2 separate regions of the Homo sapiens genome follow, and region 2 is linked to region 1. The links are chromatin loops, found by intact Hi-C in ENCODE. Cell type or tissue: endothelial cell of umbilical vein. All regions are shown on one strand. Each heading gives the region's core, and the rest is flanking DNA. Links, peaks and the distances in the headings are about the cores only.

What was found. Hi-C counts contacts between places; a loop is a spot of excess contacts. Peaks named below come from ENCODE experiments on the same cell type or tissue, not always from the same donor. Only the 100,000 strongest peaks of a DNase experiment are listed, where the experiment ranks them.
Region 2: a loop joins it to region 1, with 2.9 times the contacts of the local background. A loop is called at or near these places in 5 of 110 quality-filtered maps.

The regions. Positions count from the first base shown.
Region 1 is chr1:109,786,088-109,800,216 of GRCh38, forward strand. No RefSeq gene overlaps it. Among named protein-coding and RNA genes, the nearest start is that of EPS8L3, 29 kb to the left of the region's middle. RefSeq lists enhancers at 760-1,643, 1,644-2,527, 5,073-5,132. In endothelial cell of umbilical vein, for the core only: CTCF peaks have their summits at 3,213, 4,942 and 6,124; DNase peaks (open chromatin) are centred at 4,874, 6,224 and 7,944; H3K27ac peaks cover 1,369 bases.
Region 2 is chr1:109,924,805-109,940,806 of GRCh38, forward strand. CSF1 (colony stimulating factor 1) reads left to right here. Exons shown (of 9, transcript NM_000757.6): 7 at 1-24; 8 at 343-398; 9 at 4,048-6,188. The coding sequence ends at 385. Among named protein-coding and RNA genes, the nearest start is that of CSF1, 22 kb to the left of the region's middle. RefSeq lists an enhancer at 6,272-7,220 and a silencer at 6,344-6,558. In endothelial cell of umbilical vein, for the core only: no CTCF peak of the experiment used is centred there; DNase peaks (open chromatin) are centred at 3,287, 6,467 and 9,657; H3K27ac peaks cover 426 bases.

The DNA of each region.
Region 1 (14,129 bases), core at 130-8,129:
ACTCTTACAGAGAAGCTGGCAATGTGGGTTTTTACACGGGCACATTTATTTTTAAATGTTAGCAATTAATTCAAGTTTAATATATAATGAAACAAAACACATGGCTCAGGCCCATCAGGAAAGGTCTGGGTTCCTGATTTGGCGCCCAGGCCCCTGTGTGTGGCCGCTGCCTATGACGGTGGGGGATATGCCCACAGCTTCCAAGTGGGAGTGGGTGGGTTAGAGTTTGCTTCCTGTGGTGGCGTTCTGAGGAAGCCTGTACAGACAGCTAGAGTGGACAGAGGTGGAGAGACTAGTACAGAAGTTATGGAAAAACCTCATTCTTCATTCATTCATTTAACAAATGTTTACTGAGCATGTGCTGTGTGCCAGGCACTGTGCTAAGCAGGTGCTATTAAGGGACACCCAGCCTCTTTCCAACCCACAGATCAAGGTCTGGGCTAATTCTGCCATGCCTTCCCAGGCCTCCTGTCCTTTCTTCCCAGGCTCTGAGGCTACACTTCTTGGTCCCAGGCCAAATCTGCTCTCTGCAGGGCCTCCTGAACTCCAACACAGCCTTTTTTCTGGGTTTTGCGCCCGCTCCAGTCATGCTCTGTCCTCTTCTTCTCTGGCGTTTATTGCTCCTCCCAGCTCTGCCCTCTGCACACCCATCCTTCAGTGCCTGGGTGTGGCAGAAGAGATCTCCTCCCCCCAGCTCTCCTGCTCTTGACATCAGCAGGAAATTCACAGAGCTTTTACTCTGGATCCAAACAAACACTCATGTGTTCGTGCATCTAGCTGAGAGCCCAACCTGGGTCTGGGCTGGCCTGGGAGCCCTGGGGGATACAAAGGTCCTTGTCCTCAAGACACTCCCAGGTGGAGGGGAATAAGCCCTGTCTACCGCCAAGAGCAAGACCACTCAATACCCAACGGATGGTCCCCATGAGCCAATGGCGGCCGTGGAAACATAGAGACCCAGTTCTTCCTGCTGTGTGCTTAACTTTCATGGGCTCATGGGTGCTTCACCACTGCTCATTAAGGCCAGCTCTATTATGGTACTATTTCACATTTGAGGAGACTGAAGCTCAGAAAGTTGACTAAACTGTCTGAGATTGCTTAGCTGTCAGAGGCAGCACGTTGGTTTGACCCTGGGGTGGTTGACTGCAAGCCCGCTTAGTGCATGGCCATTTCAGGAGAAGGATGTGAGAACTGGCAGGGATAGGGGGTGGTCGCTGGGGCACATCCCCAGTGGGCATCTTCCTGGACTTTCTCCAGGATGGGGAGTGATTCCACACAGGCTGACATGGGGTGTGATGGGCCTGGCTGCTGGCATGTGGCTCCCCGGCAGTGCCCCCACCCTTTGCTGGTCTCTCACCCAGCCCTCTCTCTGGTCTCCGGTTCTGTGGCACGTGCCTCTCTTCTCCCAGTTTGTCCCTCCTCCTCCTCCTAGACAAAGGTAGCCTGATACTGTGAGTCAGGATGGATTGGGAGCCAGGGTCATTAACTCACCTGGGCCTGTCAAATGGGCGTAAGCACTGATTATCCTGCAGGGATCTGGTGGAACTCAAACCATTGAAGATTACAGAAGGAAACTGCTATAAATATTTAGAGGCATGAGTCATTCATTCATTCGGCAAGTATTTATTGAGCGCATACTCTGTGGCAGGCCCTGCTCTGAATTTTAGGGATATTGTCCTGAGGAAGACAGCCTTAGCTCCTGCCCGCATGGGGCTTACAGTCTAGAGTGGGGTGGGGGGCAGACATTCAGTAGCCATGCAGATGAACACATAGGTACAAAGCAAACTGTGTTCAACAAGATTGTCAACAGGGTTGGAGAAATGCGTCCACAGCCTTTCCTGAGTAAGTGGGATTTCAGCTGAAGGATGACAAGTCAGCCTGCACAGGGCAGGGCAGGGGCCCCCAGGGCGTGAGTGCAAAGCCCTCGAGTGGCGGACAAGCCAGAGGCTTGCGACAAGGCAGCATGAGCTGGGGCGGCGCGGGGGGAGGCTGGGGGCTGACTGGCCGGACTGGGCATGGCCTTGCAAAAGAGAGCTATTGAAGGATTTAGTTTAAGTGGCTTAACAAAAATAAACCTCTATCTCTTTGACCTGGGTCTCTAGAGCTTCTCCTGCCTCCTTTGCCCTCAGTGTCCATTCTGTGTGATGAGAAGTTGGGCTTGGGGGAGGTCTCAGCCCTCACCCCCTTCTCGGGCAGAAGGGCAGCTGATTGAAAGCAGATGTCTCGCCCTGGTGGGGCCCAGCCCGGCTCCCCAGTGCTGACCTCAGACCTGCACCGCTGGCATGTCCAGGCCGCAGACTCTCTGTCAGCAAAGCCGCATCCGTCCTGCAGAGAGACGATCACTGTGGTTGCCCACACCCCCAACCCAGCAATTTCCCTACCACGGTGAGAAACCTCCCGTATTCTGGGGCTGGGGCCCAGCCTCCTCCTTCCAATTGCCTGGGGGAGGGAGAGACACCAATTAGGTTCTTGGAAAGGAACTAGGTTAGAAGAGGTATCTGTCACCCCTGCCCAGTTCCTCGGCACACCTGCACCAGCACAGCGCCAAAGGAGGCCACCATTATCCTATTCAGCATGTCCTTGGCTCTGGGCTAAGTGCTTTATGTCTTCCCATTTAACCTTCACAAACAGCTCCATGAGGCCCAACCGTTAAGGCAGTGTGTGACTGAGGCTCAGAGAGGACACCTTGTCACACGGCTGGTAGGTGCAGAGCTGGGATCTGAGCCCAGGTCATCAGGTCTGAAGTCTGTGACCCCAGTGGTCCTCTGCAGGGGGCACTGGCTGTTGCTCCTGTGCCTCTCAGACACTCCATGTGCCTGTTGCACCTGAGGAAGCCCAGGTCAGCTCCAGGCTGCTCGTGCCTCCAGGGACCTGCGTCTTGGCATAGGGCAGCAACATGGGCCCAGAGAGTGCTGGTGCGGCCTCTAGGTGGTGGCCTGGGCTCTGGACATTGTCAAGGGCAGTATGCTTGCTGTTGAATCAGTTTGGACCATGCCCAGGGGTCTCTTCGCAGAGGGAGTTACCATTTTAATTTTTGCCTTTGAACACCCCTGGGAACCACCCCCCATGCACCTGCCCTTTTGGGGCTGCTACGTCCATGAGGCCTCTGCTCCCCGGCCCCCACCATGCACCTGGAGGCATTCAGCAGGCTCCACAGGTTTCCCAGAGATGCCTCTGGTGTCCTGCAGCAACCCTAGTGGCCACTTCCCTCACTACCCCTTACTCTCAGGCCACCCTAGAACAGTACTCTCTTTCCTCTGCTCCTACAAGGCTGCTCCCAGCCCATCTGCAGACCTATCTGCCTCACCCCTGGCCGTTTCCCTGGTCTACTTCCTCTTCTCTGCCCATCCCAGCATCTCTGCCTGATCCCACCCCCTCAGAGAGATCATTTTGCTCTCAGTCAGTCAGCAAGCATTTACTGAGCTGTAGAGATATCCTGGCTGAGAGCTCAGGCTCTGAAGCCTGACGCCTGGGGCTACAGAAATGAAACCCTCCCGTCCCCTGCTCACCTCTGGTGCACCTGGAGCATAAAGAGAAAAGGCAAAGGCTCCACCGCTGGATGCTGGCTTCACTTTGGCTTCTCCCTGCTGCCTAGTTACTGAGAAGAAAAAAAATACGGCAGGAAGCCCCATATAGACCATTTTTTCCCTCTGTTCTGTGCAAGAGTTACCTTGGTAGTCTTCAGGTGACTCAGCACTGGGGTTTACTATGGAGGGTGGGTCTGGGGGTGGCGAAGGGGAGCAGCTTTCTGGGGACTTTCAGACACAGGAGTAAGGAGGCCATTTGTGTTTTGGGGTCTGTAAAGAAGGAGCCCCAACCCCAGTGTGGATCCTGGGGAAGGAAAAGGGACTCAGACTCTGACCGCAAGGGGTGGACCTGAAGCCCCAGCAAACTGTCAGCCATCCTCTGCCATCCTTGAAGTCAGCCCCCAGAAGATGCATGTGGCCTGTGTGGTGCTCTGGTTGGCACAGGACACTCAGCCTTCTGACCACGTGGGAGCAGTTATCCACAGGTGCCACCTCAGTGGGAACGGGTCAGCGTCCTGGTTCTCCTGGCCAAGGTGCAGAAGTTGGAGCCTCTACCTCCCCCTCCACTTTTTGAGTACATGAGACCTGGAGGTTCTTGGGCAATTTGAAAGGAGAGGAAGATTCCAGAGGAAGGTATGTTTTTCTTTCAAGTATAGTAAATTAGGTCTGGATGGTTTTAATTGAAATTATACAAATCGAAGAAATGCAATAGTATTTGTACCTCCAATATCTGCTATCACTCAGTGGTCACAAAAACATCAGTTCCTATTTATCAAAAGCTTATGGTATGCCAGGTCTCCCATTTACATTGTTTTATTTAATCTTCAGGACAAGGTAGGTACTTTCTGTCACCATTTTACAGATGAGAAAACTGAGGCTCTCTACAGAGAGGTTAACTAACTTTCCCAAAGTCACACAGATAGCAAAGCTGTGGATTGGGCTTATAACCCACATGTCTTTCACTCCAAAGTCCTTCGACCACAAGGTCCACTCTATTGCTCTGTCTGGGGGTTCTCTGAATCTGTGGGGACCCCAGAAGATATGGACCTGCAGGGAGAAGCCATGGGATCTGGAGGCCCAAGGCCTAAGGAGACCGTGGGGCCTCCTTCAGGTAACTGTCTTCGGCAGCAGCTGCATCCCATTACACTGTGGACAGCAGTCTTTAGAAAGCCACCTTCTCCTGGGCTGCAAAGGAACAGGGTGACCACAGCCTATGAACCCTTGGGGCCCCTTGAGTTCCCACTGCCTGCCCGGCAGGGTTTCACAAACGCATTGACATTGATGTTGACAGGGCAGCCTGTGTGGAGGGTGCAGGAAGCCCAGAGGCCTGTGGCTGCCAGCATTGCTCAGAGTTTCCGCTGAGCTCTTCCTGCAGGGCCCTCCTCAGGGCTCTGCTAGCCAGCGCCCCCTGTCTTGAGGCCTTCGTGGACCCCAGCTGGCTCTGAGACAAGCTCAACTGACTCCAGGGCCTCTGAAGGGCTAGGAAGGCCCCATTTTCTGGGTGCCGAGCCTTGGGTTAGCTTCAGAGGCCCTGGTGATAGCCTCAGGATATCTGAAGGTTTCTTAGGACCAACGCCACCAGGTGGGACAGAGGCAGTGCTACTTCCAGTCAGAAGATCCAAGTTCCACTCTCAGATCCAACACTCGCTGGTTCTGCAACCTCAGGCGGGTGTCTTTCCCTCACCGAATTCCCTCCCCTATCTACCTCACAGGGCTGTTTAAAACCCTTGGCAACAGGAAAACACTCGGCCAGTATTGGTGGCCCTAGTAAGGCTGTGGGCTGACTGTGGGCCTGCCCCTAATTGGTCTTCTCACCTGGAAACTCAGCGAAGAGGCTGGACTTATGGGTTCCAGAAGAGGGGCAGGGCATTCCAGGAGGAGAGAGGGCTGAGCCCAGGCACAGAGTTCAGAACACACAGGAAAGAATTGAGCTCTGTGCCAGAAACTGTTCTAAGCATTTTACACATAATAACTCATTTACCTCTCTCATCGTTCCCATGAGGTAGGCATTACTTCACCCCATTTTACAGATGAGGCAATGGAGGCACAGAGGGGTAAAGTAACTTGCTCAAGATCCCATCGCTAGAAGTGGGGAGCCAAGATTTGGACCTGGGCAGTCTGGGAGGAGACCACCAGTGGAGGCAGCGGTGGTGGGACTGGAAAGGTTGGGAGAAACGCCAGGGACTGGGCCGCATCTGCCCTGCTCACTGCTGCAAGGCCAGCGCCCAGAGCAGTGCTTAGCACATAGTAGGTGTTCTTAGCCTGTTCCTGATACATGAGCTCCGCAGGTGTGGCTACCTTGCTTGTCTGGGGACGCTGACATTTCACACAACACAGAGAGGTTGGGGTTGCTGCCTCTGCCTTTGGGCTGAGATTCAGCCCTTTTCAGTGGGGCTATTGGACCCCTACAGCGGGAGGGCCCCTTGTAGGAAGGCAGAAATTTAAAATCGTTCCTTAATCTCCCTTTGGCCCCCTCCTGTTAGGGCCAGCCTCGCCTCCTGTACCTCCCTGGGGAGTGTTTTTAGCTCCCAGAACTTGGGATCCAGGTGGGCTGGGGGGCTGGGGGAATGCAGACAAACGGAGAAGCATGTTCGCTGCCGGCAGAGGCTGCTGAGAGACCAGCCTGTTTGCATGGCTGGAGCGCTGGGGGCTGGTGAGAAAGGAAGCTTCCTACTCTGCAGCACTCAGACCCCACTAGGAATGTGGCTTGGGGCCAGGATCCCTCTGGGCAAGAAAGGATGACTCAGCAGAAACAGCGTCCTGGCCCCACAGGACAACTGGAGCCGCTGCCCTGGGGGCTGGTACCAAGTGGCAGAGCTGCTGAATTAATGACCCCTCCACCTCAGCTTCATCTCCACCCTCCTACACCTCATCCCCCACTCCCACTCTCCCAGGCCTCCTTTAGAAGCCGTTCTCTGGGCTGGGGTTTTAAGACTCTCAGAGTGGCAAGACCTGGCCCCCTCCAGAAACTTTCAGACGGAATTGGGAGGCGCCCCGAGGCTGGAATTGATAACTGGCGAGGGGAGGCAGCCAGCCTTCGAGGACCCCCGGGCCTGCCAAGGGAGTCAGCATGGAGTGAGGGGTGCATGGGGCAGTGGCGGGAGCTGGCCTGGGCGGGGGCCTGGGGAATTCCAGCCCAGGAGAGCCAACTGGAAGCACATGTGTTTAGATGGGCACGGAACCCATAAAGCTGCTTCTTCCAGCCCAGCTTCCCAAGGATTAAAGATCTCAGGAATCCTGGGAAATCTGTCTCCTTGTCACCAGAGGCCCCTCAGGACACAGGCTCCCGCCCCACTTGCACCTCAGGTCCTGAGCAGAAGTGGATGATGATGGTCGTGGTGAAAATGTGGATCTTGTGAGAGTCGGGGTGCAGCTGCTAGCGTTGTTTCCCACACATCCTGCTGACCGCTGTTACCTGTTTAATCCCAGGTGTTCCCCAGGGCAGCCTTATCAGGTGGATAGGTACCAGTATTACCCTCATTTTCTGCAGAGGAAACTGCCTTGCAGGAAGGTAAGTAGCTTGTCCAAGTTCACTCTGGTTGTGGCAGAATACATTTCCAAGGCTGGGATCTTAAATGCTCTGCTTGATCCTCTACCCCTTGGAGGAAGGAAAAAGGGTAGAGTTCCTGTGGCTCTGTCCCCTCCCCTGGGTGCCACGCAGTGACTGAGGGTCACCAGGGTCAGCCCATGGAAACGCTGACCCTTTCTAGGAGGCGTTGCAACATCCAGCAGTTTCCTGCGCAACTATCATAGGGGGCTTGGGTCTGGTGAGCAGTGAAGATCCTGAGATTTGGGGCTAGAAGACATGAGCCTGTCTCCTGACTTACTAGCTGTGTGACTTTGACGCTTAGCTTTGTCTCCCTGGACCTTGGTTCCCTCACCTATAAAATGGGAGAGAAGAATACAAAAATTTTCTCTCCGTGACCTGCCCCAGGGAGATCAAATGTAGACCCTAAGTCCGCTGCAGCCAGGGGGCCTAAGCAGACGGAAAGCAGTGGTGGGTGGCGAGGGTTGAGAGGGGAGGAGATCAGGGACAGGGGGCAGGAAGGGAGTGTCGGGGGCTGGTATCACACTACTAGGCTCCCAGGTCTGGAGAGAGGCCAGCAGAGATCAGGATTTCCTTTCATAACAGATTATGGAACAGCTACTTTGCACTAATCTATCTGCCTGATAGAGATCATCTGGGGATGACCCAGCAGCCTTTGGTGAAGACACAGAACAGAATGGCTGCATCTTCCCAGGAAAATCCCATGGGCAAAACGACTCTAGGTGCCAGATAACAGCCATTTTTTGGCAAGTGCCGGTTTGCTGACTTCCTTCTGTCCTGCTCTAACCTGGCTTCTGTTAGTTGACTGGTTCCTGTTGCCTCAGCAACAAAGCAATAATGGAGGTGGGTGTGAATGGCTATGTTAAATCACTTAATTATTGCAAACAGGCACTCTGCCAAACGGGGGTGGTTACAGCTATGTTAGACTTAGTCACTGCCTGCAACTAAATGTAGCTGAGATGGTCGTAATATGCACCACCAACAAATACATCTTGGTTGACTAAAGAACCTTTGGAATTATGAAGACATTAGACTACATCCATTACAGTTGTATCGCTGAGTCCATTTTATTATATTCAAAACCTTTGCAAACCAGTAATTTACATAGGATGTGTATGGCGAGGCTACCTCAGTTACCCAATCCTCAACTCTATAAGGTTTTATCAATAACAGCAGGTCCGTTCCGTTTAGGCTGTTATTATGGCTCTCTCCTGGAACATCCTGTAGTGGTTGTTTTTTGGAAACATCATTTGGTTCATAATCTCTTAGCAACAGGACTTTGAGGGCTAACGGCCGACGTATAAGCCCAGCAAGATGATTGTGACTCGTGGGTAGGCAAACCCACAGCAGCCAAGTCCAAGCACTCTCTGATTATGGGTTTAATTGTTTGAGGTCATTGAACGTCATGGGCACCCACTGCGGGTCAAACTGGCTTTGTTATCTGCCAGTGAGCATTTGCCAAGGCAGCCACACACCCAGGGCCCAAGGAGAACTTCCAGAGTCACCGAGTGCCCCAGGCGTCACAGCTTGGTCTTTCGGCTGCAGACCCTGGAGTGCCTGATGGGGAAGAGGAAGAAAGGAAGGAGGATTTACCTCACTCTGTGTATGCCTGGCACTTCACCTCATTGTATCCTCACAGCCCCCTGTGCAGCAGTGTTAGGACTGTCTTGCCAGGCTGCAGATGAGGAGGCAGCCGCTCAGACCGGGGAGTCACTGGCTGCGCTCACAGGTGCTCACAGGCTGGCAGAGGCAGGATTCTGATCCAGGTCCTCCCGAGCTCACAGCCTCTGCTCTTTCTGCTCTTTCCATGCAAACGCCCACGCCTATGGGGACAGCTGGGTCTTTCCTGGATGTTTGGTCTCCATAAGATTCTGTTCCAGAGTGGAGCATGTGAGGGTCATTGCCACAGACCCATTCAACATGTCAGAGGCCACGCAAACAGTGTATACATCTGGCGCCACTGAGCCCAGCACTCACAGGCAGCCTGGGGCCTGCCTGCCTGCTCTCAGTTTGCAATTCCCTTTTTATTTGAGTTCTCTCTGGTCCCTCCCAGAGATTGAGACTGTAGTTTGCCATCTGTATTTAGTAGGAATTAAAAGTTTTAAACATAGCTACCACTTTTTACTATGAGCTGAGCACATACACACTGCTATTTACTTCTTAAAACCTTGTAAAGATGTGATACTGTTGTCCCTGTTTACAGATCAGGAAATTGAGGGTCAGAGTGGTTGGATGATTTGCTCTAAGTCACAGAAAACAGGTTTATTTTTTATTTTTTATTTTTTTTTGAGAAGGAGTCTCACTCTGTCGCCCAGGTTAGAGTGCAGTGGCGCGATCTCGGCTCACTGCAAGCTGTGCCTCCCGGGTTCACGCCATTCTCCTGCCTCAGCCTCCCGAGTAGCTGGGACTACAAGCGCCCGCCACCACGCCCGGCTAATTTTTTTTGGATTTTTAGTAGAGACGGGGTTTCACCGTGTTAGCCAGGATTGTCTCGATCTCCTGACCTCGTGATCTGCCCACCTCGGCCTCCCAAAGTGCTGGGATTACAGGCATGAGCCACAGTGCCCGGCCTGGAAACAGGTTCTTATTGTGATACCCACAGCCCATCCTCTGCCCTGCCCTGCTGCTCCATTACTCCTGAGCGGAGGTGGACACCCGGAGAAATATGCAGTTTTGTGCTTTGGGTCCCTGCACTCACAGGGGCCTCTTCCAAGGCCCCAGAAATCTATTCAGATGGTCACATATCTTTGTAAAATTTGCAAAGGTAAGATATTTTTATCTTCTTTTTATAAAGGAGCATCTCGCATCCCCTCATTGTATAAACCTCAGTTTCCACAGAACCTAGATCCAACCTGCTAGTGAGTATATACCTTGAACATTGTACCTAAGAATTTACTCTTCCTTCTAGCCACCACCACTTAATTTTTTCTCCTTGGCACTTTTCATGAATACACTATATACTTTATGTATTAACCTTATTTATTGTATTTTTTTTTTTTTTTTTTTTTTTTTTGAGACGGCGTCTCGCACTGTTACCTGGGTTGGAGTGCAGTGGCGCGATCTCGGCTCACTGCAACCTCTGCCTCCCAGGTTCTCATCCCTCAGCCTCCTGAGTAGCTGGGACTAAAAGCATGCACCACCACGCCTGGCTAATTTTTATATTTTTAGTAGAGACAGGGTTTTGCCATGTTGGCCAGGCTGATTTCGAACTCCTGACCTCAAGTGATCCATCCACCTTGGCCTCCCAAAGGGCTGGGATTACAGGCATGAGCCACTGCGCCCGGCCAATCTTATTTATTGTAGATTGTAGGCTCTACTCAACAAGTTTTTTTAGGTGAATGAATGCAGCCATCATCCTTATACTTAAAAGAGTCCTGTGTCATAGACAGAGCCATGATTATTTTCACATTCTAGACAAAGACGTGGAAGATGACATGCTCAAAGGCACCTACTAGCAAAGCTAATCCCTTTTCTATGTTCTGAGCTCCCTTTGTATTTGGCCACATCTCGGTTTCCTCTGGCCATGACATCATAATTTACTCATAGACTAGACATCAGCTCACTAGCGTTTCATCCTTGACTCTTCTCTTAACAAGTTTCTCTTTCCCTCCAAATTTTATCAGCCACCTCCCAAATATCTCTTGAATTTTAGCACTTCTATCTCCATAGCCCCAACCCAGAGAAAGTGTCCAGTAGCCTCCTGACCCCAGCTTCTTCCCCTCACAGCCTCCCAAGGCTTATCTGATCGGACAATCTCCTGTTGGCATGGACCCATGGATCCTCATTTCTTAGAGACTGTATTTGAAGTCCTCAGCCCAGCCCACAAGGTCCACACTGAGTTTTGTTTTGTTTCAGTTTCTCAAATTCAGTATCTCCTTTCTGACTCAGAGCCTTTGTACATGCTGTGTCCCTTTCTGATGCCAGAACATTCTTGCCCTATCCTTTCCTCCGATCCTACTTAGTTTTTACTCACCCTTCTGGTCTCCAAGCTAGCATTACTTCCTCAGGGTTACCTTCCGTGTTCTCCCAGCTTGGGTCAGAGCCTCCATGAATGATTTTTACAGCTCCTTATATATCTCTGCTTAGAACTGATTACAACTGTTATTAAACAACCGAACTGTTTGATCTGTTGTAGCAACCTCTCCCCTCCACCTTCGTCCTCAGCCAGGCATAAGCTCACAGAGGGTAGAGACTGCGTCTGCCTTGGTCCCTGCTATATCTTTGTTGTGTTTTTTTGGCCTAAGGAATAAAGATGTTTATATGTGCCGGGTGCAGTGGCTCACGCCTGTAATCCCAACTCTTTGGGAGGCCAAGGCAGGTGGATCACCTGATGTCAGGAGTTGGAGACCAGCCTGGCCAACATATTAAAATAGAAAAATTAGCCGGGTGTGGTGGCAGGAGCCTGTAACCCCAGCTACTTGGGAGGTTGAGACATGAGAATCACTTGAATTTAGGAGGTGGAGGTTGCAGTGAGCTGGGATTATGCTACTGCACTCCAGCCTGGGTGACAGAGTGAGACTCTGTCTCAAAAAAAAAAGATGTTTATATGTAACCTTCCAAAGTGTTTCACATCAGCAAGCAGCAGCACTCCATGTGGTTATTTAGCAATGCAGGTCCTTCCATGCAGTGGCTTGTCATCCCTAGGACTTGAGGCTGGGTCAGTGCCACATCTGGGTTGAAGCCAGCAGGAAGGGGAATTGGTTTTCTGGGTCTTGGCTTCCTTCCGGTGGTCTATTACAGAAGAACAAACCACCCCAAATTTAGTGCTGTAAAACACCAACCATTTCATTATCTTCACAGATTCTGTGAGTCTGTGAGGGATTCCGGGGGAATTTGGACAGAACACAGAGAGGGTGGCTTGTCTCTGCCCTGCAATGTCTGGGCCTCAGCTGGGAAGACTCAAATGGTTGGGGGCTGAACCGTCTGGAGGCATTTTTGCTTACCTGGCACGTGGCTGGAAGACTGGGCTAGGCTGAGCCAGTACCAGAGCACCAACATGTGGCCTCTCCAACATGGTGGCCTCAAAGGAGTTGGGTTTCTTTTATAGTGGCTCAGGGCTCAAGAGTGTGTGTTCCCAGAGAACAAGGTGAAGCTACATAACCTTCTATATCCTAAGCCTCAGAAGTCACATTTCTTCCCATGGTACTCTATGATAGAAGACTGCCCAGGTTCAAGTGGAGGTGTTGTAGACCCCCCACCTCTTGATGGGAAGAGAGTGGAAGAATTTGTGGCCATATTTATAAACCACTACAGCCCAGAGGGGCACGTGCCAGTTTTACTCACATTCCGCCTGTGAGAGTGTAGTTATATGGTGTCATCTAAATGCAATAGGGCCGGAAAATGCTGTCCCCCTACTTAGACAGCTTCAACTGCATTATAAGGGAAGAAGAGGCTGGGCACAGTGACTCATGCCTGTAATCCCAGCACTTTGGGAGGCCGAAGTGGAAGAATTGTTTGAGACCAGGAGTTCAAGACCAGCCTGAGCAACATAGTGAGTCCCCATCTCTTCAAAAATTAGCCAGATGCATTGGTGCATTTGTGGCCCCAGCGACTCAGGGGGCTGAGGTGTAAGGATCACTTGAGCCCAGGTGGTTGAGATTGTAGTGAGCTGTAGTGCCACTGCTCTCCAGCCTGGGCGACAGAGCAAGACCCTGCCTCAAAAAAAAAAAAAAAAAAAAAAAAGAAAAAAAAGAAGAAGAAGAAGAAGAAAGGAGAATGGATTTTCATAGACTGTTAGCAATCTGCTAGAGTCACTCCTCTGGCCACCAAACATCTATGTGTCTCACTCCCCACATATGCAATACACTTCTCCTAGGGGGAAAAAAACCCAAATCCCAGTGATGGGATCTGCTGCTGCGTATTTGTTGAACAACTAACTGACTGGATATTGCAGAGCAGCTGTGTCCAGCCCATCCATTATGAAAATGGGGTGGGCAGAGACAATATTTTATTTATTTCTTTTCTTTTCTTTTTTGTTTGTTTGTTTGTTTGTTTGTTTTTGAGATGGAGTCTTGCTTTGTCACCCAGGCCGGAGTGCAGTGGCATGATGTCGGCTCACTGCAACCTGTTCCTCCAGGGTTCAAGCAATTCTCCTGCCTCAGCCTCCCAAGTAGCTGGGATTACAGGCACCTGCCATCACGCCTAGCTAATTTTTGTATTTTTAGTAGAGACGGGGTTTCACCACATTGACCAGGCTTGTCTTGAACTCCTAACCTCAAGTGATCCACCCACCTTGGCCTCTCAAAGTGCTGGGATTACAGACGTGAGCCACCACGCCCAGCCAATGTTCCATTTCTTAACCTTGAGCCTCGGGTGGGCTAGTTCTAAGTGGGGAGGCAAAATGAGGTAGCCTCTGGCCTATTAAGAATGGAGAGAGATCTGCATTTCCCTTTGTCTTGGCACTTAATTCAATCATTTACAGAGTGGGAAACATGAATAAATGTTCATTGAAAAGAACATCTATCTCATGCTGCATCCCAAATTAATTCCAGATGGATCAAAGAGTTACATGTGAAAAATAAACACAGGAAAGGCTAGAGGAAAGGCATAGGAGCAGACAGTTCACAGAAGATAAAAAAAAAAAAAAAAGGCCAGTGGTGTGAAAAGACATGTTCTTGAAGATGTGGGGAGGCAGGAACTCTCAGACATTGTCAGTAGGTGTTTAAGTTGATCATTTTTAGATTTGGCAATAGCTTTTGAGGTGTCAAATGTTCCGTACCTTTTTATCCAGGAATTCCTCTTCTAGGTATTTATTCTACAGATACACAGTATTCCCACAAGTGAGCAAAAACTCTGTCAAAAATGTTCAGGCCGGGTGCGGTTGCTCACGCCTGTAATCTCAGAACTTTGGGAGGCTGAGGCGGGTGGATCACCTTAGGTCAGGAGTTCGAGACTAGCCTTGCCAACATGGTGAAACCCCATCTCTACTAAAAATACAAAAATTAGTTGGGTGTGGTGGCGCATGCCTGTAATCCCAGCTACTCGGGAGGCTGAGGCAGGAGAATTGCTTGAACTGGGGAGGTGGAGGTTGCAGTGAGCCAAGATCACACCATTTCACT
Region 2 (16,002 bases), core at 2,550-10,549, 140 kb after region 1:
TCCCTTGGAGCAACCAGAGGGCAGGTGAGAGCTTGAGGTGGGGCTCTGGGAGGCACTGGGGGCCTGGCTTGGGATCTGTTTCCCCTCTTCGTGGTGGTGGGGCTCTCCTGCTTGCTCTGAGGAAATGGAGCTGCAGAACAGGATGGGGGAGAGAAGAAGGGCCTCTGTCCTTTCCCAGATATCTGGGCTTTTTCCTGATTTCTCCGTAGAGTTAGACAGTTCTGGGTCTTTTCAATCTGAGAGGGCCTAGAGCATGTCTGGGGCTTAGGGGTAAACTTACGGAGTCCCCTTATTCCCCTGCTCCTGCTGATGTCTAATACCAGCCCTGTGCTCTGCCTGCAGCCCCCTGACTCAGGATGACAGACAGGTGGAACTGCCAGTGTAGAGGGAATTCTAAGGTAAGATTCTGACTTTGATCTCCACTCCTAAAACTTACCTATACCCTTTTCCAGTCACGTTCACCTGTTGGTGACACCAATTCCCCTGAGGCCCCCACACTGACTCCCATGCCTCTCTCCAGTTCCCTTTCCATACATCGCCAGCCAGGTCCAGCCACCCTCTCCTTTCCAGGTCCTCAGCTATCCCCCTGCCCCTCCATTCCATCCACCCCCGCTGAGGCCAGGGACTATTACCTCTGCATTGGGCTTCTAGTGTTGCTGCCACCTGTGACCTCAGAGCAACTAAACCCCCCTTTTTCAAATGTGGCCTTTATAAGGTCTTTACCCTCCTGGAGAATCTTCAGTAGCTCTGTGTGGCAGCCACTGCAAGCCCTATATTCTTGGCTTGGCTGCCAAGCCCCTTCGACAGCAGCTGCTTGCCAGATCGCCACCCCCGCACCAGTTAACCCTCCTCCCCAGCTGAGGTCAGTTCTGCTTCCTTGCTTTTAGGATCATGTTGACATAGAACCTGAGTCTTGGAAGGGCTCTCAGGGGTCATTTGGCCCTGGTTCCCACCCCAAAGGGACTGCCCCTCTCCATGTCCCCAACAGGGAGCCAGCCAGCTGGCTGTCACACACTCCCAGATCCAGCCCAGCTCCCTGCCTAGCCACAGCCCATGCCATCTTCCAGTCAGACTGGGAGAAACGTCTTCCTCATGCGAGGCAAAACTGGCTTCCCTGCCCCCTCCATACTGCTCCTCCCTCCTGTTCTCATGAAAACCCTCAGATATTTCAAGTCAGGTATCCATGTCCCCTTTGAGAATTCTCTAAGCTAAGTATGGCCAAGTCCCTCAAACGTTCCTTATATGATATGGTTTTCAGACCCCTCACCATCCTGGACACACTCGTTTGTCAATGTCCCTCTGAAAATGTGACGCCCAGCCCCGGACACAGTACTCCAGATGTTGTCTGACCAGCTCAGAGAGAGTACAGTGGGACTGTTACCTTCCTTGATATGGACAGTATTCTTCTATTTGTGCAGATTAAGATTGCATTAGTTTTTTTCTTAACAACTGCATCATACTGTTGTCATATGTTGAGCCTGTGGTCTATTAAAACCCCTAGTTCCATTTCCCATAAACTTCTGTCAAGCCAGACCATCTCTACCCTGTACTTGGACAACTTAACTTTTTTAACCAAAGTGCAGTTTATGTTCACCTTTGTTAAAGCCACCTTGTTGGTTTCTGCCCATCACCTGAACCTACTGAAGTTGTGTGAAATCCTAATTCTGTCATCTCCGTAGCCCTCCCAGTTGTGCCTCCTGCACATTGATGAGTGCCTGCTGTTGTCTTTGCCCATGTTGTTGATGTAGCTGTGACCCTATTGTTCCTCACCCCTGCCCCCCGCCAACCCCAGCTGGCCCACCTCTTCCCCCTCCCACCCAAGCCCACAGCCAGCCCATCAGGAAGCCTTCCTGGCTTCTCCACAACCTTCTGACTGCTCTTTTCAGTCATGCTCCTCCTGCTCTTTTGTATTTGGCTAATAGTATATCAATTTGCACTTATTTGGATGTTGTTTTCATATTTTTTAAAATCTTATTTTATATGTATTGTACATTCCACATCCCTAAGATTGTAAGCCCCTTGAGGGCAGGGACTGTCTTCCACTTTTTTTTGTGTTTCTTTTTCCATCCTGGGTTCTACTAAGAGAGGGCCTCTCCACATTTGCCAAACATGCAATAAATGTTGACTGACTGGCTTCAGGGCTGACTCACGGACTGACCCTGGCCAGCTGTCTCTAACTGACCAGCCTCTAGCTGACCAGTTAACCAGCTAACTGACTGACTCTGACTGACTGGCTGACCAGCTGGCTGGGTGAATGACTAACCAACCAACTATCTTGGTAACTGCCTAACTGACCAGCTGTTGCTTGGGGAGCCCATTGAGCAACTGACTAGCTGATTGCCTGACTAATTGGCTGGTTGGCTGACTAGCTGGGGTGACCCAGTCAAGTTTCCAGTCACATCCTTTACCAAGTGCAAGCCAGTGCCGCAGGGCTCTCCCATGTGTGGAGTGACAGGTCTGGGCCCCTTCTAGAGAGATAGGGAATTTGGCAAATGCTCAAAACCAGGGGAACCTATTTAGACAAGAACCAGCAGTAACAACATATCTGGAATCCTGGGGTCTACCTTGTCAGTGGGGTGGGCTAAGATGGGTGAGTGGGTCAGCTGGGGCACTGGCAAGACTGTGAAATGACCCAGGCCTCCTCAGAACTGGTTGCTGGTGGCTCAGTGCCACAACACCCTTCCCACGGGTCGTCTGTCCCCAAACCCCTCGCCGTGGTCTTGGCCCTCTGTCCCACCCCTCTACACGCCCACCCTCCTTTCCCCACTTGCTTATTCTCAGGCCCGTCCCAAGCTTTCCTCTTCCCCCTCAAGATTTCACTTGGAGAGGGAATCCAGGGCAGGGGCTACATCCAGATCCCACTTGGCCCGGCAGGTCCAGCCCTAAGGTGGTCTCCAGGCCAGGCACCAGTGGCCTTGGAGAGATTGAGTGCCAGCCCCTAGAGTGACTGCTGCTGTGATTTGAGAAGTGAGAGAGAGAAACATAGAGGCAGAGACTGAGATAGGGACTCAGAGCCACAGAAAATGCAGACACCAGCACCTCAGCCCTAAGCAGCTAGAAGATGGGGCAGCAGGCTGGAACTCGCTCACTGGGTCCTTCTCCCCTCCTGGGCCCTAGCTGGGCCTGTGGCCTGGCTGTACCCAGCATGGCTCATGTCCAGTTTATGGTTCCCCTTCTTTCCCTCTAGAGCATGGGAATGGGCAGGGAGCCAGAGGCTGTGGTTCCATCTTCCCTCCTTACCCAGTAGGGCCTATGGATGTTAGGGAGGGAGGCTCCACACAAGGTCCAAAGTCAAACTGTTGGATGGGGTCCAGGGGATTTCTGCTCTGGGAACAAAGCGTCCTGAGGATGCTGGGCAAGAGGACAAGGATGGGGGTGGAAGGCGAGAGGACAAGGCCCTGACTCCCATGGATGATGCGGGAGGCAAGGCCCTCGGCCCATCCAGGAGGGGCTGGGTTGCTTAGGGGTCGCGTGCCAAATGACAGTGTGGGAATTTCCTTGTCCTGGCACTGCCTCTAGACTTTTCCTCTCTGGCCCAAGTTGTTCCTCTTCAGCTAGCTCTGCCCTACTGTCTTGAACATCATATGTGATGCCCCTCTGATGAAATGAAAGATTCTTCTTTGCTAGTGTTAGCAGGAATCACCCTTTGTTCACTGGACCAAGGCCAATGAGATGACCTCGCCTGAGGAGGGGTCCAAAGACATTCAAGTGCCCGCTTCGCTCCTTGTCAGAGCCCTCTGCTTGAGCAGTAACCCCTCTTCCCAGCCCTGCCCAGACCTCTCCCGGGCCCCGTTATCTTCCACTGAGGCCCTGATTCCCCAGGAGGAGGTAGGAGGTGAGGCCAGTTGGGCCAGAGGCCTGGGCTGGTGCCAGAGAAAGCTGCCTGGTCTCTCTGTGGTGTCTGGAAAGGCCAGGGAAGGGAGGAAAGGAAGTCCTGCCTGCAGCACCGCCAGCAGCCCACAGGAATGCCACACCTCCCAATCCATGTCCTCAACGACCCTCCCCGCATTCCCACTCTGCTGACTAGCCTTTCCTTCTCTCCCACAGCTGGACGCACAGAACAGTCTCTCCGTGGGAGGAGACATTATGGGGCGTCCACCACCACCCCTCCCTGGCCATCCTCCTGGAATGTGGTCTGCCCTCCACCAGAGCTCCTGCCTGCCAGGACTGGACCAGAGCAGCCAGGCTGGGGCCCCTCTGTCTCAACCCGCAGACCCTTGACTGAATGAGAGAGGCCAGAGGATGCTCCCCATGCTGCCACTATTTATTGTGAGCCCTGGAGGCTCCCATGTGCTTGAGGAAGGCTGGTGAGCCCGGCTCAGGACCCTCTTCCCTCAGGGGCTGCACCCTCCTCTCACTCCCTTCCATGCCGGAACCCAGGCCAGGGACCCACCGGCCTGTGGTTTGTGGGAAAGCAGGGTGGACGCTGAGGAGTGAAAGAACCCTGCACCCAGAGGGCCTGCCTGGTGCCAAGGTATCCCAGCCTGGACAGGCATGGACCTGTCTCCAGAGAGAGGAGCCTGAAGTTCGTGGGGCGGGACAGCGTCGGCCTGATTTCCCGTAAAGGTGTGCAGCCTGAGAGACGGGAAGAGGAGGCCTCTGGACCTGCTGGTCTGCACTGACAGCCTGAAGGGTCTACACCCTCGGCTCACCTAAGTGCCCTGTGCTGGTTGCCAGGCGCAGAGGGGAGGCCAGCCCTGCCCTCAGGACCTGCCTGACCTGCCAGTGATGCCAAGAGGGGGATCAAGCACTGGCCTCTGCCCCTCCTCCTTCCAGCACCTGCCAGAGCTTCTCCAGGAGGCCAAGCAGAGGCTCCCCTCATGAAGGAAGCCATTGCACTGTGAACACTGTACCTGCCTGCTGAACAGCCTGCCCCCGTCCATCCATGAGCCAGCATCCGTCCGTCCTCCACTCTCCAGCCTCTCCCCAGCCTCCTGCACTGAGCTGGCCTCACCAGTCGACTGAGGGAGCCCCTCAGCCCTGACCTTCTCCTGACCTGGCCTTTGACTCCCCGGAGTGGAGTGGGGTGGGAGAACCTCCTGGGCCGCCAGCCAGAGCCGGTCTTTAGGCTGTGTTGTTCGCCCAGGTTTCTGCATCTTGCACTTTGACATTCCCAAGAGGGAAGGGACTAGTGGGAGAGAGCAAGGGAGGGGAGGGCACAGACAGAGAGGCTACAGGGCGAGCTCTGACTGAAGATGGGCCTTTGAAATATAGGTATGCACCTGAGGTTGGGGGAGGGTCTGCACTCCCAAACCCCAGCGCAGTGTCCTTTCCCTGCTGCCGACAGGAACCTGGGGCTGAACAGGTTATCCCTGTCAGGAGCCCTGGACTGGGCTGCATCTCAGCCCCACCTGCATGGTATCCAGCTCCCATCCACTTCTCACCCTTCTTTCCTCCTGACCTTGGTCAGCAGTGATGACCTCCAACTCTCACCCACCCCCTCTACCATCACCTCTAACCAGGCAAGCCAGGGTGGGAGAGCAATCAGGAGAGCCAGGCCTCAGCTTCCAATGCCTGGAGGGCCTCCACTTTGTGGCCAGCCTGTGGTGGTGGCTCTGAGGCCTAGGCAACGAGCGACAGGGCTGCCAGTTGCCCCTGGGTTCCTTTGTGCTGCTGTGTGCCTCCTCTCCTGCCGCCCTTTGTCCTCCGCTAAGAGACCCTGCCCTACCTGGCCGCTGGGCCCCGTGACTTTCCCTTCCTGCCCAGGAAAGTGAGGGTCGGCTGGCCCCACCTTCCCTGTCCTGATGCCGACAGCTTAGGGAAGGGCAGTGAACTTGCATATGGGGCTTAGCCTTCTAGTCACAGCCTCTATATTTGATGCTAGAAAACACATATTTTTAAATGGAAGAAAAATAAAAAGGCATTCCCCCTTCATCCCCCTACCTTAAACATATAATATTTTAAAGGTCAAAAAAGCAATCCAACCCACTGCAGAAGCTCTTTTTGAGCACTTGGTGGCATCAGAGCAGGAGGAGCCCCAGAGCCACCTCTGGTGTCCCCCCAGGCTACCTGCTCAGGAACCCCTTCTGTTCTCTGAGAAGTCAAGAGAGGACATTGGCTCACGCACTGTGAGATTTTGTTTTTATACTTGGAAGTGGTGAATTATTTTATATAAAGTCATTTAAATATCTATTTAAAAGATAGGAAGCTGCTTATATATTTAATAATAAAAGAAGTGCACAAGCTGCCATGTGAGTCGTGGGAAAGTTGCTTTTGGGGTGTGGGTGGCAAACATCAGGGTGGGTGGGCAGCAGTTGCCGGATGAACCCCAGCTCAGAGAACCTTTTTCCACAAAACACAGGGGAGGAAGGTTCTCTCCAAGTTTCAGTCTTGGTACCAAAACCTCCTGTATTATTGCTGTCCCAAACACATTCATCTGCATATCTGCTCGTATTGGGCAGAAAGTGGCCAAACATCAGGCCTGGTCACTGGCCCCTGCTCCTGCCCAGCCTAGCCCAGCCTGGGAAAATGGCTGGTTGGGCTCTGTCCAAGGGCCCCGGCGGCCTGCAAGGATAAGGCTCCTTGACTGCTGAGCCCTGCTGACCAGGGCAGAGGTTGCTGGCTAGGTCCTTGCAGACTCTGAGGTGAATGAATTCTGTTTCCAGGCTGGGAAGTGAGTGTGGTTAGCAGGGGAGAGCCAGGAGTCCGTGTAAGGGCCCTCGTTCGGGCTCGACCTTCCTACTGGAGCTGGAGAGGAGACTGAGGGTGTGGCTTTCCATGGGGAGAGGGGTGTTAGGCAGGGCCAGAGGAGTTGAAGGCCCAAACATACACCCTGGGCAAAGCTATGACAAGAGGGGCCTCCCCATCCCTGAGGGAGTGGTAGACAGCTTTGGATTAGTGGTTCCCAACACTGGCTTCCGGGAGAATCACCTGGATTGTTTAAAAAAAATACTGATCCCCGAGCCCCACCCTAGATCAACAAAATCGAATCTTAGGGGTGAGGCTCAGGCACCAGATGTCAGAACTTTTAAAAGACATCTCAGGTGATTCCAATGTGATCCAGGATAAGAAGTATCTAGAGCTGCACTGTCAGGTAGGGTGGCTATTTAAGTTTAAATTAATTAGAATGAAATAAAAGTAAACATTCAGTTCCTTACCTGTACTATCCACATGTCAAGGGCTCAGTAACTACATGTGGCTACCATGTTGGACAGCACAGAAATACAACATTTGCATCATTCCAGAAATTCTACTGGACAGTGCTACCCCAAAGATTAGGTCCTTGGACTTAGGGACCAAGGATACAGGGCCAAGATTGGCATCAAGCACATTTGACCAGGGGCTAGGTGTTCAGGTGTCTCAGTCACCCCTTTCTGTGCCCTCACCCCTGCCACCCTGTCCCTTGTCATTTCCCTTAAGATGGCTCTTCCCTTTCTATCAAAAGAGCTACAGAAAAGATTTTTGAAGAAACTTACATTTTATCCTTCAAGGCCCCTCTGAGAAGCCTTCCCAGCCTGACTCAAGCTCCTGAGGCCCACCCAGGTTCAATTCCTTCCTCCCCTGTGCTTCTACAGATTTGGAATTTGGAATCTGTTTGTCTGTCTGTCCCACCAGGCCATGGTCAGTGGCAGACACTGCTACATCCCTCCTTTTATTAAAGGGGGACATGCGCCTAGTGCCTTAGCGCCTAAGAGTATCTGGCACACAGTAGGTGCTCAGTAACTGTGTGCCAAAGGTTAATACTTAAAGCATGAACAGAGGCATCATAATGCAAATTCTGACCAGACGTAAGGGGTGGCCTTTTCTAGAGGCCTTATTGGTATTAGCAAATGAGATTAGTATCTAATAACTACTGTTCAATGGCCAAGCAGAAGGATTTTCAGCAGAGGAGTCTTCCTGGCTTCTGACAGAAATGGGGCTAGTTAGAGCCCTTCCTGATCACTGGGCTGTGGTGGATGGAATGTACACTTCAAAGCCTCTAAGCAAGGATTGGTGATGAGGACAGCAAAGACCCCTTCCCCTTAGCTGCCTCTCTGGAACCCCCAGAAAGACCTGAGAATCTCGGCAGGCCTTTCCTGGGCTTCATGTGCTGCAGGGGCTGCTTGGGAAGCATCATACCTATAGAGCAATATTCGCTTTGAATTGAGAACCAGAGAACTGGCTGAGCGTGGTGGCTTATACCTGTAACCCCAGCGCTTTAGGGAGGCTGAGGTGAGAGGATCACTTGAGCCCAGGAGTTTGAGATCAGCCTGGGCAACATAATGAGACTCCATTTCTACAAACAAAAACTAGCCAGATGCGGTGGCACACACCAGTAGTCCCAGCTACATGGGAGACTGAGATGGGAGGATAGCTTGAGCCAGAAGGTTGAGGCTGCAGTCAACCCAGATCATACCACTGTACCTCAGCCTGGGAAATGAAGCAAGACCCTGTCTCAAAAACACCAAAACCCAAAAAACAACAGAAATTGGGTTCTTGGCTTGAATCTCTCACTGGCTCTTACTGTTTGACCTTGAGTAAGTATTTAACCTCTCTGAGCCTCAGGTTTCTCCTCATCTGTAGAACTAGTTTAAGAGTACAAACCAGGTGGCTGGGTGCAGTGGCTCACACCTGTAATCCCAGCACTTTGGGAGGCCAAGGCGGGCTGATTACTTGAGGTCAGGAGTTCAAGACCAGCCTGACCAACATGGTGGAACCCCATCTCTACTAAAAATACAAAAATTAGCCGGGCATAGTGGTGCACGCCTGTAACCTCAGCTGCTTGGGAGGCTGAGGCAGGAGAATCACTTGAACCCGGGAGGCAGAAGTTGCAGTGAGCCGAGATCGTGCCACTGCACTCCAGCCTGGGCAACAGAGCAAGACTCCGTCTCAAAAAAAAAAAGGAAGAGTGCAAACCAGGTATACCTGGACTGCAGTTCAAATAAAATGACAAACCCAAAAGCACTTTGTGGGCTCCAAAGGGCTGCCCCTGAATCAAGTGTGTATTGATACTGTGCCTGCCAGCTGGTCCAACAGTGCCCAAGCCAAACAGAGAGCTCCCCTCTGGGCAAGCCCTGGGCACCAGCATGCTACCAGGGCCTGGCTGTTCTCAGAGGAAGGTGGCAGAGCTGGGTGCTTCCCACAGGGATGAGTAGTTAGAGATCTTGTTGCTCAGGTATTTCTGGCTGACAAGAAGAGCCAGGTAGGAGACTGGAGTGGAAAGTGGCCTTGGGTTGCTACGGGTGCCGGTGAGCAGGCAGGGTCAGGAACTCTGGCTTGGACTATATAAGCAGAGGCCACGGCCAAACCCCAAACCACTATCCGGCCAGAGGCAGGAAAGTGAATCAGAGGAGACGAGGAAGAAGCCTGAGGTTAACCTCGTGCAGACTGTGGGCCGTGGCAAGAAAGGAGTTGGTGACAGGACTAGATGCAGGGCCTGGGTGGGTGTCCAAAGACCCCTTGAATAAGGCACTAAAGTCATTTGGTGAAGGCAGTGGCCAGGGAGCCCTGAAGAAAAAAAGCCACATTTCCCAGTGAGCACATGTCCCCTGCCCCAGTGAAAGCCTCCTCTGCCAGAGCAGCACTTTTGTTTGCTGGTTTCCCTCTTCAGGCTCTAGGATTAGGGGAGTGACCAGGCTCTGCTCCTGAATGCTGGGACTGCTGAGGGAGCAAGTGGACCACACTAGCTTGGAAAGCCCCATGGTGAAGCGGCTGGACCACAGGAAAGCCCACAGGTTGACCCCCATGGCACCATCTAGAGTCCATACTGACTCAGCTCCACTACTGGGTGGCTGAGTCAGAAGAGGCTATGGATCGGGGCAGTGGAGAAGGCTGGGTCAGGCAGTTGTCGAGTGAATTCCTGGAGGAGGGCTAGGGGAGAACCCTAAGTTGGACTTTAGCCTCTCTGGTCCACAGGCCCCATCCCTGCTCTGAAGTCTTGGACACCTTCCCCCAGCCACTCTGCTATTTTGTCCTCTTCATGTGTGTGCATCTAGTGAGGTCTGTGAAGGCAAGAGCCTCATCCTTATTTATTCATTTACTTCCCCATTGATTGCCACACACTGAGGACAAAATGGTAAATAAGAGTCAGTGAAGGAGACAGGTATTAGTAAAACAATCACACAAGTAAATATCTAGTCATAAAGTATGAATAGAATTAGGAAGATACCTAACAGGGAACCTGACCAGGGATGCTGGACTCTGCAGGCCTTCAGGAAGATTAAGACAAAGGAAGCCACATAAGGGTTACAGGCAGTGAGGCATGGTCTGTTCCTCTTCCTTGTCCAAGACTGTCAACAAGATCAAATGGAAGGCTATTTACTATTTACTGGTATGTATGGGGCACTCTGTAAAAATGCAATCACATTCTATTCTACAATAGCCCTGTAAGCAAGGTGCTAATATCCTCATCTGTAGATGTAGAAACTAAGGCTTAGAGAAACTTAACTCAGCCAAGGTCACAGCAGCTGGCAAGTAGCAATGCCTGGATTTGAAGCCAGATCTGGCTGTTTTCAAATACAGCATCATAACATCACACTCTAGCAGACATTTAACAAATGCTTCTTGCACAAAATGGACAGCTCGTGCCAGCTTGGTGGGCTTTGAGGGTCCCCAGGGCCTTAGAATTCTCCTTCTTCCTCCCCTCAAAAGGATTGTGTAGTCTGAAACTGGGCAAAAGGTGCTTATGACAGACTCCTGTTTTCTCAGTCTTGCTGCTATCCCTAAATCCACCAGGAAAGAAGAGGGACCTCTCCTGGGTGGTGTGTCCACTGCCTGGGCCTCTGAAAAAGGCCTCTCTTGACTGTCAGTCCCTCCTTCTGGCTTCTCTTGGCTTGAGTCCTTTGTGACCCATGTGTTTCCTTCCTGCCCACCCTTTGGACCTATCCCAACCACCTGGTTAATTATTGAGCCAGGTGACACCTGGCCGTTGATCACTCCAGCTGGCAGCAGCTTTGTCATCATTCTTATTTTGCCTGATTACGATTTCCCGGAAGAAAGGGCTAGAAATTTGTTCTCCCACACCCAGCCAGATCTCCAGGGGAGGTTGTCCAGGCCTGGGCTGGGGTTGCATGGGCAAGGCTGGATCAGGACCACCAAGTGTGACATCTGCAGGCTCAATATGCTCTAGTGATTCTGGGGAGACAGGCCAAAGACTAGGGGCTGAGGAATCTCACGGGTAGGAGCAGGGCCCTCACCTGGCCTGTGATATTTGGGGGATCTTCCAAGAGGTGTGACTATCAGAGGGCACTATTGGTACGCTTTCCATGTTGGTTTTCCTGAAAAGAGCTCCATGCCCACATGCAGGAAACTGTCTCTGTCTACTCTCCTGAAGAAGAGTTTCAAGTTTGAAGCTCTTTGGGTATTTGGGCCCAAGTCCTCTGCTATGTTCAGAGTATTTCTCTGTATTAACAACAACAACAACAACAAATCCTGGGGAAGGGGGTAAAAATGTGACTTTCAGAGGTGATGCATTATATTATTTTAAATGTCTAGCTTCCAACAACAACAACAAACGTGAGGCATGTAAAGATACAGAGAGTATTCCCTATACACAGGGGGGAAAAAACAATCAATAGAAACTGCTTCTGAGGAAGCCCCAACATTAGATTTACTAGACAAATATTTTAAATGAGGTATTCCAAAGTGTTCAAAGACTAAAAGAAAACATGTATAAAGAACTAAAAGAAGATATAAGAATGTCTCACCAAATAGAAAATATCAATAAAGATAAGAACATATAGACAAGGAACGCCTATAATCCTAGCAATTTGGGAGGCTAAGGCAGGTGGATCATGAGGTCAAGAGATCAAGACCATCCTGGCCAACATGGTGAAACCCTGTCTCTACTAAAAATACAAAAATTAACTAGGCGTGGTGGTGCATGCCTGTAGTCCCAGCTACTCAGGAGGCTGAGGCAGGAGAATTGCTTGAACCTGGGAGGCAGAGGTTGCAGTGAGCCAAGACTGTGCCACTGCACTCCAGCCTGGACAACAGAGTGAGACTCTGTCTAAAAAAAAAAAGGAGCCAAATGTACAATAACTGAAATGAGCATTTCACCAGAGGGGCTTAATAGTAGATTTGAACAGCCAAAAGAAAGAATCTATGAACTTGAAGTTAATCTCAACTGAGATTACCCAGTCTGAGGAAGAGAAATAACAAAGAAACAATGAAGATCAGAAAAAATAAACAGAGCCACAGAGGCCTGTGGAACATCTTCAAGCATACCAACATGTACATAATGGGAGTCCAAGAATGAGAGGAGAGACAGAAAGGAATAAAAAGAAGATTTCGGCCAGGTGTGGTGGCTCACTCCTGTAATCCTAGCACTATGAGAGGCTGAGGTGGGTGGATCACCTGAGGTCAGGAGTTTGAGACCAGCCTGGCCAACATGGCAAAACCCTGCCTCTACTAAAAATACAAAAATTAGCCAGGCATGATGGCAGGCACCTATAATCCCAGCTACTCGGGAGGCTGAGGCAGGAGAATCACTTGAACCTGGGAGGCAGAGGTTGCAGTGATCTGAGATTGCACCACTGCACTCCAGCCTGGGTGAAAGAGCAAAACTCCATCTCAAAAAAAAAAAAAAAAAGAATGTTTGAAGAAATAATGCTTGAAAACTTTCCAAATTTACTGAAAGACATTAATCTACACATCCAAGAAGCTCCATGTACTCTCAGTAGGATCAACTCAAAGAGAGACACAGACACATCACAATCAAACTTTCAAAAGACAAAGAGGGAATATTTTTTTAATTTTTAATTTTTGTGGGTACATAGTAGGTGTATATATTTTTGGGATACATGAGATATTTTGATACAGGCATACAATGCATAATGATCACATCAGGGTAAATGGGATATCCATCACCTCAAGCATTTATCATGTTTTTTTGCTACAAACATTCCAATTATACTTTTTGTTATTTTTTAATGTACTATAAATTATTGTTGACTGTAGTCATCCTGCTGTGCTGTCAAATACTAGATCTTATTGATTCTATCTAACTACATTTTTGTACCCATTACCCATCCCTGTTCACCCCTGCCCTGACTACTGTTCACAGCCTCTGGTGACCATCATCAAAGAGGGATTCTTGAAAGCAACAAGATAAAAGTAACTCATTCAATACAAAGAATGCTCAATAAGGCTCACAGCTGATTTTTCATCAGAAACCAGAGAGGCTAGAAGACAGTGAGATGGCATAGTCAAAGCGCTGAAGGGAAAAAAGTGTCAACCAAGAATTCTATATCCAGCAAAACTGGTCTTCAAAAATGTTGGAGGAATTAAGACATTTCTAGATAAACAAAAACTGAGAGAATTTGTCACTAAGCAGATCCAACCTAAAAGAAATACCAAGGAGGTCCTTCAGGCTAAATTGAAAATACACTAGATAGTAACTTGAATCCACATGAAGAAATAAAACCACCAGTAAACGTAACTACGTAGGTAAACATAAAAGACAGTATAAACGTATTTTTTCTTATTTGATTAAAAAAATTCATAAAGCATTAACGATAAATCTATGTCAATGGGAAAAATGTATAAAGATATAATTTGTGTTAATAGCAGCATAAAGGAGAGAGAGGTACAGAGCCAAATAGGAGCAAAGTTTTGTGTACTATCGGAATTAAATTGGTATTAATTTGAACTAGATTGTTATAAACTAAGTTGCTAATGGTAATCTTCAGGGAAACCACTAGAAAAACAACTCAAAAATATATAATAAAAGAAATGACAAGAAAATTAAAATGGTGCACCAGAGTATTTTTCTATGAAAACCTCACTCTCGAGGAACCAGCAAAAAATGGGGAGCCTGAACTCCCTGAGGAGGGGAGGTATGCATATCCTCTTTGTTCCTCAGCCCTACGCTTTACTCATACCTTAACATAAAATATCCAGCATTCCTTAGCTTTGCATGCCCTTTCCCAGAAAATATGTTTTCTCCTCACAACAACCTTGTGAGGCAGGCTTTATAATATCAGTTTTAGAAGTGAGGGCTCTGAGGCTCAGAGAGGTTAGGTAAACAGCTCAAAGACACACAGCCAGTTAATGTGAGAGTTGGGATTAGAGTGAGGTCTATCTTACTCAGGACTCTTTCTTCCACAGCTCAGCTCAGCACATGGCTATCAGAAATGCTGGCTTTTCCTTTGTTTCTTTTCTAAGTTTTAATTGTGGCAAATATAAAACATGTACCGGCTGGGCACAGTGGCTCACACCTGTAATACCAGCACTTTGGGAGGCTTAGGCAGGTAGATTGCTTGAGTCCAGGAGTTTGAGACCAGCCCTGGGTGATATGATGAAACCTCCCTCTACAAAATATACAAAAATTAGCTGGGTGTGGTGATGCATGCCTGTAGTCCCAGCTGCTCAGGAGGCTGAGGCAGGAGGATCATTTGAGCCCAGGAGGCTCTTGCAGTGAGCTGCAAGATCATGTGATCTTACAGTGAGCTGAGATCATGCCACTGCACTTCTGCTTGGGCAACAGAGCAAGATCCTGTCTCAAAAAAAAAAAAGTACCAAAATAAACAGATAGTAAAATGAAATCCCATGTACTCATCACTCAGCTTGAACAATTAAGCCAATATTCATCCATCTATGTTACCACACACTATTCCCTACCGCTACCTCATTATTTTGAAACAAATCCCACATATACCCATTCAAACATAATGATTTCAGTATGAATCTTTAAAAGATAAAGATTGGTTTTTAAAAACATAACTACAATACTCATCACTTCTAAAAATTAATGATCTCTTAATGTCATCCAATAATTTGTCTCAAATTTTTTTAAGTTTGTTTGAATATGGATCCAATATTCATACATTGCAATTAGTCAATATGTTTCTTAACACTTTTCATCTATAGGTCCCCTTCCCCTCATCTCTTTCCCTCAGCAGTTTATCTGATGAAAAACTTGTTTATTTGTCCCATAGAGTTTCCCAGAATCTGAATTTTTTTGGTTGCAGCCTCAAAGTGTCACTAACATGTTCCTCTGTCACTTATATTTTCTACAAATTTGGAAATTCAATCTATAGATTTAATCAGGTTCTGGATCAGTTTTTTTTGTAAGAACACTTCATAGGTGCTGTTGTATACTTTGATCAGAAGGTTATATAAAACCAGTTTCTCCTTGAAAACACCTTAAATGTCTGATACTAGGAGAATAGTTATATAATAATAGTTCATCATTTACAGTGGAATTTTATGCAATCATTACCGGTCATAGTTTTTAAAGAATACTGAGTGATATAGGAAATGCTAATCATATAATGTTAAGGAATAAATGAGAATAGAAAATACACATGGGGCTGGGCGCAGTGGCTCATGCCTGTAATTCCAGCACTTTGGGAGGCCAAGGTGGGCAGATTACTAGAGACCAGGAGTTCGAGACCAGCTTGGCCAAGATGATGAAACCCTATCTCTACTAAAAATACAAAAATTAGCTAGGCATAGTGATGCACATCTGTAATCCCAGCTACTCAGGAGGCTGAGGCACAAGAGTCACTTGAACCTGGAAGGTGAAGTTTGCAGTGAACCAAGATCACACCACTGCACTCCAGCCTCAGCGACAGGGCAAGACTCTGTTTCAAAAAATAAATAAATAAATAAGGTAATTCATATATCTGTGCATAGAGAAAAGATTAGAAGGAACCATTAATTGCAAGGAAAAATGACTGTGTTAATGGAGGCTATTACTAAGAGTTAGAATTATGGGTGATTTAATTTCTTTCTTTATTCCTTCTACATTTTCCAATTTTTAATAATACATTTATATTACTTTTGTAATCTGAAAAAATATTTTATAAAACTTGTATTTTTGTAATGAAGTTGTGATTTTTCTGAAGTCATCCACAGCAGGGCCAGGAACTGGTACCAGTCCATAGACTGTTAGGAACCAGGCCGCACAGCAGGAGGTGAGCAGTGGGCCAGTGAGCAAAGCTTCATCTGTATTTACAACCGTTCCCCATTGCTGGCATTACCACTTGAGCTCGGCCTCCTGTCAGATCAGCAGCGGCATTAAATTCTCATAGGAGCACGAACCCTATTGTGAACTGCACATGTGAGGGATCTAGATTGCAC